Regions from separate parts of the Homo sapiens genome. Here regions 2 and 3 are each linked to region 1. A link is a loop called in an ENCODE intact Hi-C map of the cell type or tissue named here. Cell type or tissue: psoas muscle. All regions are shown on one strand. Region 1 overlaps TMEM131 (transmembrane protein 131). Region 2 overlaps TMEM131 (transmembrane protein 131). Region 3 overlaps TMEM131 (transmembrane protein 131).

Region 1 (4,000 bases):
TGGATTCTTCCTGCCTGCTATACAGACAAAACCAGTTCACTGAGACCATGGTATTGCAATAAAGAGTTTTACTAACATGAGGCCAGCCACACAGGAGATAGAGTTATTACTCAAATCAGTCTCCCTGAAGGCTTGGAGATTAGGGTTTTACAAGGATAGTTTTGTGGGCAGGGGGCTAGGGAATGAGGAATGTTGATTGGTTGAGGATGGAATCATAGGGATGTGGAATATGGTCCTCCTGCTCTGAGTCAGCCTTTGGGTGGGGGCCACAGGACCGGTTGAGTCAGCCAGTTGTCAGAAATGCAAACATCTGAAAGGATCTCTCAAAAGACCAACCTTAGGTTCTGTAGTAGTAATGCTTCCTACAGGAGTGATTGGGAAATTTAGAAACCTTATGATCTCCCAGACAATGTCCGGTTATCTCAGGCCCCTCTGATAACCCTAACCTCATGGCTTTTCATTAGTTTTCAGAAGCAGTTTCGTTTTGGGAAAGGTTATTATCATCCTTGCTTTAATGTTAAACTATAAACTAAATTCCTCCCAAAGTTAGCTTTGCCTGTTCCCAGAAATGACAAAGGACAGCTTGGAGGTCAGAAGCAAGATGGCGTCAACTATGTCAGATTTCTCTTACTGTTCTAATTTTGCAAAGGCAGTTTCACTCCAGACATTCATTGCAGGCTGTAAAAGATGCTTTGGGTAGAAACTTGGTTTACTAAAATCTTTGGCTTATATAATTATTACATTCAGAAAATCTTGATTTCAGATCTGAAGGTTAAAGTAGGTACTTCATGGCTATAAAAAAAATGGACGTTGAATAGACTATTGCTAAAAATAGATGTCTTTATTGTCAAGATAAATTTAGTTTATGAAAGGCATTTTTCTCTGATGACTTTTTGGTATTCCAAGAAAATCAAATAGGCCCCCTAAAGGGATACTTGGTGCCTCTTAGCTTTTCAATTCCTACCTACCCAATCTTTCCATAAAAGATTTTACATCAACTCCCCAGCTCAGCCTTCAATCTAAAATGTTTTTGAAAGGAGGATAGTAGTATTTTGCGGTAATTGAGTGGTACAAAGTACTGCATATTGATTTGACCCGACTTCCTGCCCAAAACTATGCTTAACAGAGTGCTGTGTCACTGTCATTCATAAGGTCTGCCTCAGGGCAGTTGCTAAGCCATTTCTTCAGCTGTTTCCTGGCACTGCAGTGTCATCTTTCTGTGGTGTAGGAAACTTGCCCTTGACCACAAAATTGCAGTTTACTTTCCAAGCTAGTCTCTAATTCATAGCTGCTGCTTTCTAATTCTTTTGAGCCTCAGACTATTCGAAAATATGGACAGTTCGTAGTTCTGCTGCAGCAGCACAGAGAACAGCTGTATGCCTGCTTCAGCTTGGTTTATAAATACCTCACACTGTCCCTTTTGGCCCTACTTCTGTCTTTGGACAGCCAGTAATGGAAACAAACAGGACCAGCACTGGCAGGCATTTGGAAATCTTTGTTTTATTTTTAAATTTTACCTGTTCAGCCAAGTAGTCATATATCCTGCTTATGATAGGCAGAATTCTAAGATAGACCAGAATTCTAAAAATTTCTGGCCTCTAATGTACCTGTACATACATTCTCCCAATTATTCAATCAAACACCAATCTAGGTGTTGCTATAGAGGATTTTGAAACTGTAACTAAGGCCCCAAATCAATTGACCTTTGAGATAGATTTTTTTTGGGTGAGCCTGACCTAATCCACGAACCTTTAAAATCTGGCTTTAGCAATCAGAAACAGAAATGTCAGGTATTTGAGGTAAGGGAGATATTGGATGCAAGAGAGTTTCTTCGTGCTGCTTTTGAAAATGGTAGGGTCATATGGCAAAAGACTGAAAGCAACCCGAATTTTATCAACAACCAGAATGAACTTAAAAGAACTTTGAGCTTCAGATGAGGACACATCTTGCTGACACCTGCATTTCCTTGTGAGACCTCGAGCAGATAAACCAGGCATTCTTACAGAATTGTAAGATAATGAACGGGCATTGCTTTAAGCCTCAAAGTTTGTGGTAATTTGTTACATAGTATAGAAAAGCAACACATTGTGAGTTTACAAATGGTCATGTACTTTCCATGGTCTAGATTCTGCTCATGTCACCAAAGGAACGGAGGATGGTGAGGAGGAAGGCAAGCTGTTCACAGACCTATGAGGTCTGTGAGCAAGTCTGTCCAAGGAGTGCCCGCTCCCTTTGCTTCCTGTGGTGTGGACTGCCCAGAGCTAGAGGCAGCCTGCCCTGTTTGAGCACGCAACGACTAAAATAGCCTGCTGATGTCCTTCCTGACAGCTTCCCTCTGTTCTTGTTACTCCAAGCTACTTTGAACAACATAAGTAGATGACTCATCTCCTCTGAGCAAGGGTTCATTCATTTCTATGGGATGTGGCCCATGCCTTTCCTCTTTGATCCCTGGAAGAAAGGGCAGGGCCAGCCTCAGAAGCATTGCAGATCAAGCATTCTGATCCACTCCTGCTTCCAGGCTCCTAGCACTTCCACACTTGTCTCTTTTCCCCACAGCCCTCTCCTGCAGGAGGCCACCTCCAATCCTGTCTTCTTGAAGGATACCCCAAATTACCTGTCCATTATGTATCCTGTCTTCTTTATCTTAGCTGAGATTGATTGTACTAAAGTTACACAAGGAAAAACATTGAGAAGGAATTCACAGGGATGTGCATGAATGGTTGCCAGTTAGCCTGAAGTCTATTTGAATTGTAAAAGCATTTTTTTTCTTAAGAAAGCATACAGTTGGTGAACTTTCAGGATGCAAGGAGGATGTTTTTATTTCTGTGCGCTGTTGTTTTCTACGTAAATGTCTATATGAAGCTTGAGGAAGAAGACTTTTATCTTCTATATTGTATCGATTGAGCTTCCTGCAGTATCGTGGCTGTAGTTTGAGGCCCCTTGTGGTTTGTACCCATTTCCCTAATTGTTTCATGGTGTCGTAACCCCACCTGGGATTGATGAGCCTGTCATTTAAAGGATCTGAGTCTCCACGGAGGCAAGAGGAATTCAACAATTTGAGTGCTTCTTGGTTTGAGGAGTTCTACTGTCTAACTCCAAATATGTTCTTACAGACCTTTTCTGGATACCTATCTATCACTGCCTCAGGACCCAAACCCTGTTCCCACTTTTTGTTGTTGTTGTTGTTCTGAACTGTTAGGCCACAGAATGATTGTGGACCTCATAATGTGCAATCTACAGAACGTCAGCCACAGAATGATTTTTGGCCAGGATTTTGCTTCCCTGGGTAAAGCAGAGAAACTCTCCTGTGGGATCCTACCTCTCCAGTGCAGTCTGTGGGCACGGCTTTCCTAGTTAGTAAAAAAAATAAAGTAACTAGCATGATGATAGACTTTAACTCTATCAATAATTGCATTAAATATACATAATCTAAACACATCAATTAAGAGACCAAGATTGTCACATTGAATAAAAAAGCGAGACACAACTAGCAGAAAACCTACATATATGTGTGTGTGTGTATATATATAAAGACATAGACAATATTTTATATATAGATAGATAGATAGATAGACATAGACAAGTTAAAAATAAAAGGATGGAAAAGATATTACCATGTAAACACTAACCAAAAGAACCGTGAAAGGGCTGTGTTAATTTGGACAAAGTAAACTTCAGAACAAGCACTATTACTGGGAATAAAGGGGGATATTACATAAATATAGAGGGGTTAATTTAGATACACAAAAATAACAACTCGAAATATGCATGCATCTAACAATGGAGCTTCCGAATACTTGAAGCAAATATACCCTTAGGGCATGGGATTTTAAGAATGGAGTAAGGAGCTCAATGGACCACCTCAACAGACAGTACTTTAACTAATGAGAATTATTTTTTAAAAAGTTATTAAAGTTGCAGGAAATTATTCATTCAAAAAAATGTTGTAAATCTTCATAAGAACAGTGGCAGTCTCTGGCATTTGGGCTACAACCTATTC
Region 2 (4,000 bases), 62 kb before region 1:
TTATTTCCTTTCCAGTGTGTTCGTCTTTTTTTTTTCCTTGCCTTGTTAAAGTGGCCAGAACTTCTAGCACATGTTGAATAGAGTGAGAGCCACATCCTTGACATGTTCCCAGTCTCAGGGCCTATATATTCAGTCTTTTACTGGTAAGAAGGATATTACCTAGAGGTTGAGATTGAGGTAGTTCTACATTTCTCCTATCTTCTTGAGAGTTTTTATCATGAAGAGGTGTTCGGTTTTGTCAAATACTTTTTCTGTGTCAGTTGATATGATCATGTGTTTTTCCTCTTTAGCCTGTTGATGGGGTGAATTACAATGATCAGTTTTTGAATTTTGGGTGAGTCTTGCATACCTTGAGTAAAAGTCACTTGGTCGTGATGCATAATTTTATACATTGCTGGGTTCAATTTGTAATTTTTTTTTTGTCTAAGTTAATGAGTTTTGTAGTTTTTAAAATAACATGTATGTAGCATAAAATTCAGCATTTATAACTATTTTAAGTGTACAATTCAGTAGCATTAATCACAATGTTATACAAACACCACCATTCTTTTTTCATTACCCTAGAGACTCAGTAACCATTAAGCCACAACTCCTCACTTCCCCCTACCCTGTTGCCCAGTAACCTCTAATCTACTTTCTGTCCCCGTGAATTTGCTTATTCTACATTTTTCATGTGAGTAGAAGCACAGTATTTGCCCTTTTTTGTCTAGCTTATTTCACTTACTATAATATTTTCAAGGTCCATCCATGTTGTAGCATATATCAGAATTTCATTCTTTTTTGTGGCTGAATAATATTTCATTATGTAACTGCCATGTTGATCCATTCATCTGTGATGGACACTTGGTGTTTCTGTTTGGAGACTTTGGGTACTATGGTCACGCATCACTCAACGTGGAAAACATCCTAAGTGGTGTTAGGCCATTTAATCATTGTGCTAACATAGAGTGTACCTACACAAACCTAGGTGGTATAGCCTACTACATACCTAAGGTATATGATACAGCCTATTGCTCCTAGACTGCAAGCCTGTACAACATGTTACTATACTGAATACTGTAGGCAGTTGTAACACAATGGCAAGTTTTCGTGTATCTAAACATAGAAAAGGGTACAGTAAATACAGTATTATAATCTTATGGAGCCACCATCATCTATGCAGTCCATCGTTGACCAAAACATTACATGGTACATGACTGCATTTAAATACTTTGTTTTAACAGTCAGCCTATTTAGGTTTATCATATAGGTCCTGACTAGGGCCTGCTGTTTTGGGCTATAGTTCCAGTAATAGCTTAGTTTTTAGAGCATTTGCAGTGCGAGCTTCAGAGTTTTAGTGATTTTCTGATACTGAAGCTGCTAAGAGTAGTTGGTGGTTCTTGAGCATTAGTTCTACATTTTATAACTGAAGTTTACAGATCTTTTTAGATGACTTAGATTCTTTAGGATAAGGTGAAAATTAATTATGGTATTTTGTCTTTAGCTATAAAATTAATTTTGAAAAACCTTTCTGGCTCATCTTTTTAGATGTATGGTATATATCCTGCACATCTGAATTACATAGGATTATATTTTGAGTTTTAGTAAACAACATGGGCATTAGCTTCTTTAGGAAGTTGATGATATTGAGTGGTCTTGATAAAATTAAAATATGGTTTATATGAGTTCCCTTGTACTTCTAATGTGGCAAGAAGACAAGTATATGTTACATTTTTCAGATAATAAAACTAATGAGGGAAGAAACAAAGCTTTGATCATAAAATGTCTTTAAGCTCGAAGGGACCCATGTGGACCTAGTCCAGGATGTTTTAAAATTGCTATTGAGCCCTTTGTTGAAACAAAATATTGAGCAAGTGTAACTGTAAAAGAGATATTGATGTATTTAACAATGTTGAATTCTAAAATAGCAGTGTCTTTTTTTTTTTTTTTTTTAAGACAGGGTCTTGTTCTGTCACCCAAGCTGGAGTGCATTGGCACTATCTCAGCCCACTGCAACCTCTGCCCCCTGGGCTCAAGCACAATGTCATTATCCTAACCAGAATTTCTTATCTTATGTTTTTCAGACTTGCTTCTAGGCACAGATTATTGACAAGCAAACCAGGAACTTTTACAGATTGTGATAAGAATTAAGATAGGGAATATAATAGAGGATAACTGGGCTGCTCTGAGAAGCCAAGGAGGGCCACACTGTGAGTGGGGTCAAGGCTGAGACTTGAAGGAGGAGAAGATGCCAGCCATAACAACAGCATGCTAGGCAAGGTGACTCTGTAACACAGCTTTGGGGACCCTCCTGAGGCCTGCCTGTGTGGCCCTTTCTTCTGTTCCTAGTTTTTGTAGAAGAAAGTTTAAAAATCGCTGATTTGACTAGTCCAGCCTTCTCCTTTTGTGGGTGAGGAGATTGTGAAGGCTAGAAGGTAAAGATATGCAATGACAACCTAGGTTCCTAATGCCTGATACCACCCCCCACAATATGGCATAAATTTTTCTACTAGTTATTTACAGCATTTGTTTTTTTCATGAGTTATTTTAGATGTATTAAAATTGCAAATTATATTTATTCATCAGTTGTAATATTCAGAAAAATACCTTCACCTAAAAGAAAAACAAAAACTTAGTAGACAAAGATTTGTCTTTAAAGTGAAAGATATTTTTAATCTTAACTAAATGAAATAGGGAAGTAAACAGTTTGTGAACTTCTGTTTTGAAAGCAAGTGTTCCTATTTTGAAACAACTGACACATTGACATTTTTACACTGATTATAAATGGCTTTGTTACTCACAGACAGCTTAGAGATGTGGGTCGGTGTGAGGAGCTTAAAGTAGATCTTACTGAGCCCAGCTTCAGAGTAAATATGAGTAGAATCGTAAAAGCCAGAAATGTAAATCCTTTTCTTTCCTTTGTAAATCTTCCTTTCCTCACTTATTGTCAGAAATATATGCCCAATTAAAAAAATTTGGTTGCTAAAAGGTGCTGTTAGTCATGAGCATTCTGTAAAGTTTATTTTGAAAATAAATAGGGATGGGTTTAGAAGCACAGATTCACATTGCCAGAATTCATACTTTTCTCTAGCCACTTTCTTGCTAAGTATATCTCTCTGTGTGTATTTCTTTACCTTAAAATGGATCATAATGTCTGTGTCATAGGGTTAGTTTGAATATTAACAACAGTGATCAGTAATTATTAGTTTATTTTTATTTCAATTACAGTTGTTTGATGCTTGAACTAGGGAACATCAGGAAAGTTTGGGATTCATTAACAGCATAAAATTAGGGGAAATATTTTTGGGAGAGGAAGCTGTTACTAGTTCTGGTTTTGAATCTGGAGATGTGATAACTTGACTGACTTTTGTTACATTTTATATTTTATAGCTTAATAACTGCATGTGAAATGATTAAGTCTGTATCTAGTGTTCTGTTTTTTGAGGCATATAATTGAAAGGTATTATAATTGGCTGTTTAAAGCAAAATACGTTAATTTGTTTTATGCCAGAGTTGAATCCTATTTATCTCTACATCTTTTAAGGAAAGCCAGTGATGTGTAACATAGTATTTTCCTTTTGAGACTTTATAATCAGCTGCTGTTATTAATTTTTTTAACTAACATTCATATTTTTAACATAACTCATACTTTTTAAAATATGAATTCATAATTCATAATAGAATTTTTATATATTTTTAAAGCTTCTGATTTAAAAAGCAGTATACCCAAACTACTGCCTTTATGTAGTTCTCTTCAGTTAGATCAGCATTTCTTCTGGCTCAATGGTGGGAACTCATTCAGTGGTCGTTCTATTGGAACTCTTAATAGCAGCCACCTATAGCTCGTTTCCAGTTGTTTCTTGTTGGTTTCCTCTGCCAATTAGACATAAAGCTTCTAATTAGAGGCCTTGACTTTATGTCTTTTACATTGTGAACATCTGGCTGTTCAGTTATTTCTTGTTAGTTCATTGTGTTCTTATGTTAATAAATTTGTCTTCAGTAGGGAATAACCAAAAAATTC
Region 3 (4,000 bases), 56 kb before region 1:
TCGTTCAGTCAGAGAGCATAATAGAAGTACTGCGTTTTGATGATGGAGGGCTACTACAGGTAATTTTTTTTTAAGTAGACAAGTTATTGTTAAGCCTTGAATAATATCTGGTTATTATTTTTCTTTTAAAAATGTAATTGGTTTATCTGAAATATATTTATATTTTATGAGCTTTGAAGATAGGTCAGTAGAGTCTTTAGTAATATAAAAACCTCTGTAGTTACGTGAGTTTTCTTTTAGATTAAATATTTCTTTAAAATGCAAACTCATTGTGGTATTAAAACCTTGTAAATAAGTACATTATCATTCTTATCTTTACGTAAGAGGTGTTGAGAAATGTAATAGAGAGTGGTTGCATAGTATTTGCCTAGAGTCAGCTTTGTATGTTTTAAAACTGAATAAAAACTGAACATAATGAGCTCTAATTTTATAAAGCCTTCCTACTAAAAAATGATCTTAAGTCTCTTTTTTCTAGTTCTTTAATCTGTTTCAAGGTGAGAACTTGGAGAACCTATGGGAACAAATGTTTTAAATATCTCCCTTTAGGTGGTTGTTTATAGGATCTGGATGGCAGACAAATCAGGACTGAATTTCTGGAAAATTCCCTAAGTGTGTTTGCTCTGTATTGATTGAGGAAGGATTTGTGTCTGTTAGGAACTGGACATCTAGGTTGCAGGTTGATAATCCATTCTAAAAATTCTGGAGCATGATTTGTATTTTTGCTGAGGGAGGCTGCTAATTTGTATCTAGATGGAGTTGGCTATGGAAAAGCTTGTGAACTGGGATGTGATTCACTAATAGTCTTTGGATCTGCTCAGATGCTTGGACAGGAGCTTGGGTGAGATCTCAGAATTCTGTGGCAAAGGTAATTTTGGTCTAGAAAAATGTTGAGGGCAAGTAGTATCAATTGGTTACTTAAGCCACAAAAAAACCTAAGACTCCTACAGAATGTCTAATATTGAGATGCTATATAATGTAGTATATGGCCCCTAAATAGCTGAATAGAAGACCCTTTTGAATAGATGTAAAATTGTTCATTTTAATGTTGAAGAGTGTTTCTCAGAAACAATTTTTATTTTGACATAATGTTATCTTTTTCTGACTGTAATTTACCAATAGGTTTAACGATTTTAAATAACTCCTGGTTTCTTATGCTATGATTAGAACAGAAAAATGTACATGTAGCATTTCTATGGCAGAATATATATCCTTTCTCTAATTTAAATTTAAGCTAAAGCAGGGAGAGTGTCAAAGCAACAACCTTGTTTTACATTATTTAAAATGTGAATTTTGCCCAAGAACATTCCTTCTTAGATCTGCAATTCATGTACATTCATGTGGCTTGGCCATAGTAATTTTTTTTTTTTTTTTTGAGACAGGGTCTCGCACTGTCACCCAGGCCTGGAGTGCAGTGGCGCGATCTCGGCTCACCACAAGCTCTGCCTCCCGGGTTCACACCATTCTCCTGCCTAGGCCTCCCAAGTAGCTGGGACTACTGGCGCCTGCCACCATGCCCAGCTAATTTTTTTTGTATTTTTAGTACAGACGGGGTTTCACCATGTTAGCCAGGATGGTCTCAATCTCCTGACCTCATGATCCGCCCGCCTCGGCCTCCCAAAGTGCTAGGATTACAGGTGTGAGCCACCGCGCCCGGCCAACTCATAGTAATTTTTTTAATCCTCAAAAATCAACTGATAAGAAATCAGTAAAAAAATAAATTTTAAAAATTGCCAAAAAGATTAGACTTGTTTTCTTTATTTTTAGATAAGGAAAATTAGGTTTATGGAAGTTAAATAATTTATTCTGTAGTACTCAATTGCTAGAGCAGGAATTCAGTGTCCAGTAAGTACCATACTCACCATGTCTAATTTCAAAACTCTCCACGGCACGATGCATGTGCAGTGCTCTCAGATATTCCATGGGTTTGCACTTGTTATGAATATAAATTATAACCCCCATAGATTATGTTTTCTATAGTTGATGCTTTGGCCATTGTCATTCCTGTTTGGCTGGACTAAGATTTAGCATCCAGAATACGTAAAGATCAGACCGTTCCTAAGATGACACGGACTCTGAGGAATCTGCATCTCAACAGAAGAAATCCACATTAAGGCCATAACCACAGGATGCCCTGGTCAGGTATCTCAAACCATCATTCCCATCCTAACTGATCAGAATGGTTGGCTCTTCTAACCTGTTCCTTTGAAAGATTATAAAATGGAATAACAAAAGATTCTTTCATTTACAAGCATAATTTAATAAACCTGAATCTGCTTCCTAATCTAACTTTCTTTTTAAAAAAAATAGAGGCAGGGGTGGACACAGTGGTTCACGCCTGTAATCCCAACACCTTGGGAGGCTGAGACGGGTCAGTCGCTTGAGTCCAGGAGTTCAAGACCAGCCTGGGAAATGTAGGGAAACCTTGTCTCTACAAAAAATTAGCCAGGTGTGTTGGCACACACCTGTGGTCCCAGCTACTCTGGTGTCTGAGGCAGGAGGATCGCTTGAGCCTGGGAGGTCGAGACTTCAGTGAGCTGTGATTGTGCCACTGTACTCCAGCCTGGGCAGCAGAGTGAGATCCTGTATCAACAACTACAAAAAAGTGTTCCCTGAGTTCAAGTCCCTTAAATTTATTTTGCACCTCATTTTAAAGGGGGGTTGAGAGTCCTGAGCTAAAGTGGTGAGCAAAGCCCCCATTATTGCCCAGCCATTCCTCCTCTAAGAGGTTCACGCCCTTGGCCAAAGTCCTCAAAACCTGGAGCATCTCAGCCCCAGCTCCGCATTGGAATCACCTTGAGAGCTTTAAAAATTTCTGGTGACAGGTACTTTCCTAAGGGCATTACAGGAACGAACTCACCTGGGCCTCACCAGCAACTGATGGCATGGTACCCAAGGGTCCCATTGTACAGGTGGTGGGATGTGGTGGGGACAGGGGCCAGGTGTACCACAGGCAGGGAGATGGTGGCTGAGCTGGGGTAAAAAATGCATGCCTGTCCCCACAGGGCCAGTGGACCCCCATGTCCTGACCTTGGAGGTCCAGAGAGCACATCAGAACTTGGCCAGCATACGGAGCTCCACAGCTGACTGACCACACAGTTCATAGAGACAGGGTCTCACTCTATTGCCCAGGCTGGTTTGCAGTGGCGCAATGACAGCTCACTGCAACCTTGACCTCCCGGGCCCAAGTGAACCTCTCGCCTCAGACTCCAGAGTAGCTGGGACTACAGGCACATGCCACCATACCCATCCAATTTTTTGTATTTTTTATAGAGACAGAGGTCTATGTTGCCCAGGCTGGCCTTGAATTCCTAGCCTCAAGCCATCTTCTCGCCTTGGTCTCCCAAAGTGCTGGGATTACAGATGTGAGTCACCATGCTCGGCCTCTAATCTAACTTTTTTTTTTTTGAGATGGGGTCTCGCTCTGTCACCCAGGCTGGAGCGCGGTGGCGCAGTCTCGGCTCACTGCAAGCTCTGCCTCCTGGGTTCACGCCATTCTCCTGCCTCAGCCTCTTGAGTAGCTGGGACTACAGGCACCCGCTACCAAGCCCGACTAATTTTTTGTATTTTTAGTAGAGACGGGGTTTCACCGTGTTAGCCAGGATGGTCTCAATCTCCTGACCTCGTGATCCACCCGCCTCAGCCTCCCCAAGTGCGGGGATTAGGCCACTGCGCCCGGCCTAATCTAACTTTTTTATATGAAGATAAAGGTCAGGAAAAAAGCTAGCTCTGTATTTTTTTCACTATCCTGCCAGAATAATAAATAGAATTTTAAAATTTTGGAAAGCAAGCTCTAGAATGTTTGTGAGTTGAAAACACAAACAGAATTTTGTCTTTTTTTTTTTTTTTTTTTTTTTTTAAAAAAAAAGACAGTGTCTTGCTCTGTTACCCATGCTGGAGGCCAGTGGCACAATCATGGCTCACTGTTGTCTCAACCTCCCAGGCTCAAGTGACCCTCCTCCCTCAGCCTCTCAAGTAGCGGGGACTACAGGCACATGCCACC

The links. Peaks named below come from ENCODE experiments on the same cell type or tissue, not always from the same donor. Only the 100,000 strongest peaks of a DNase experiment are listed, where the experiment ranks them.
Region 2: it touches region 1 in a loop (2.4-fold over the local background); 4 of 110 quality-filtered maps call a loop at or near these places.
Region 3: it touches region 1 in a loop (1.8-fold over the local background); 4 of 110 quality-filtered maps call a loop at or near these places.

Annotation. Positions count from the first base shown.
Region 1 is chr2:97,867,873-97,871,872 of GRCh38, reverse strand. All of the region lies in intron 4 of TMEM131 (transmembrane protein 131), which reads left to right. Among named protein-coding and RNA genes, the nearest start is that of TMEM131, 130 kb to the left of the region's middle. In psoas muscle, no CTCF peak of the experiment used is centred here; a DNase peak (open chromatin) is centred at 2,252; H3K4me3 peaks cover 768 bases; H3K27ac peaks cover 3,755 bases.
Region 2 is chr2:97,930,074-97,934,073 of GRCh38, reverse strand. The region is part of intron 1 of TMEM131 (transmembrane protein 131); the gene reads left to right. Among named protein-coding and RNA genes, the nearest start is that of TMEM131, 64 kb to the left of the region's middle. In psoas muscle, no CTCF peak of the experiment used is centred here; no DNase peak of the experiment used is centred here; H3K4me3 peaks cover 612 bases; H3K27ac peaks cover 2,918 bases.
Region 3 is chr2:97,923,485-97,927,484 of GRCh38, reverse strand. It overlaps TMEM131 (transmembrane protein 131), which reads left to right. Exons shown (of 41, transcript NM_015348.2): 2 at 1-59. Among named protein-coding and RNA genes, the nearest start is that of TMEM131, 70 kb to the left of the region's middle. In psoas muscle, no CTCF peak of the experiment used is centred here; no DNase peak of the experiment used is centred here.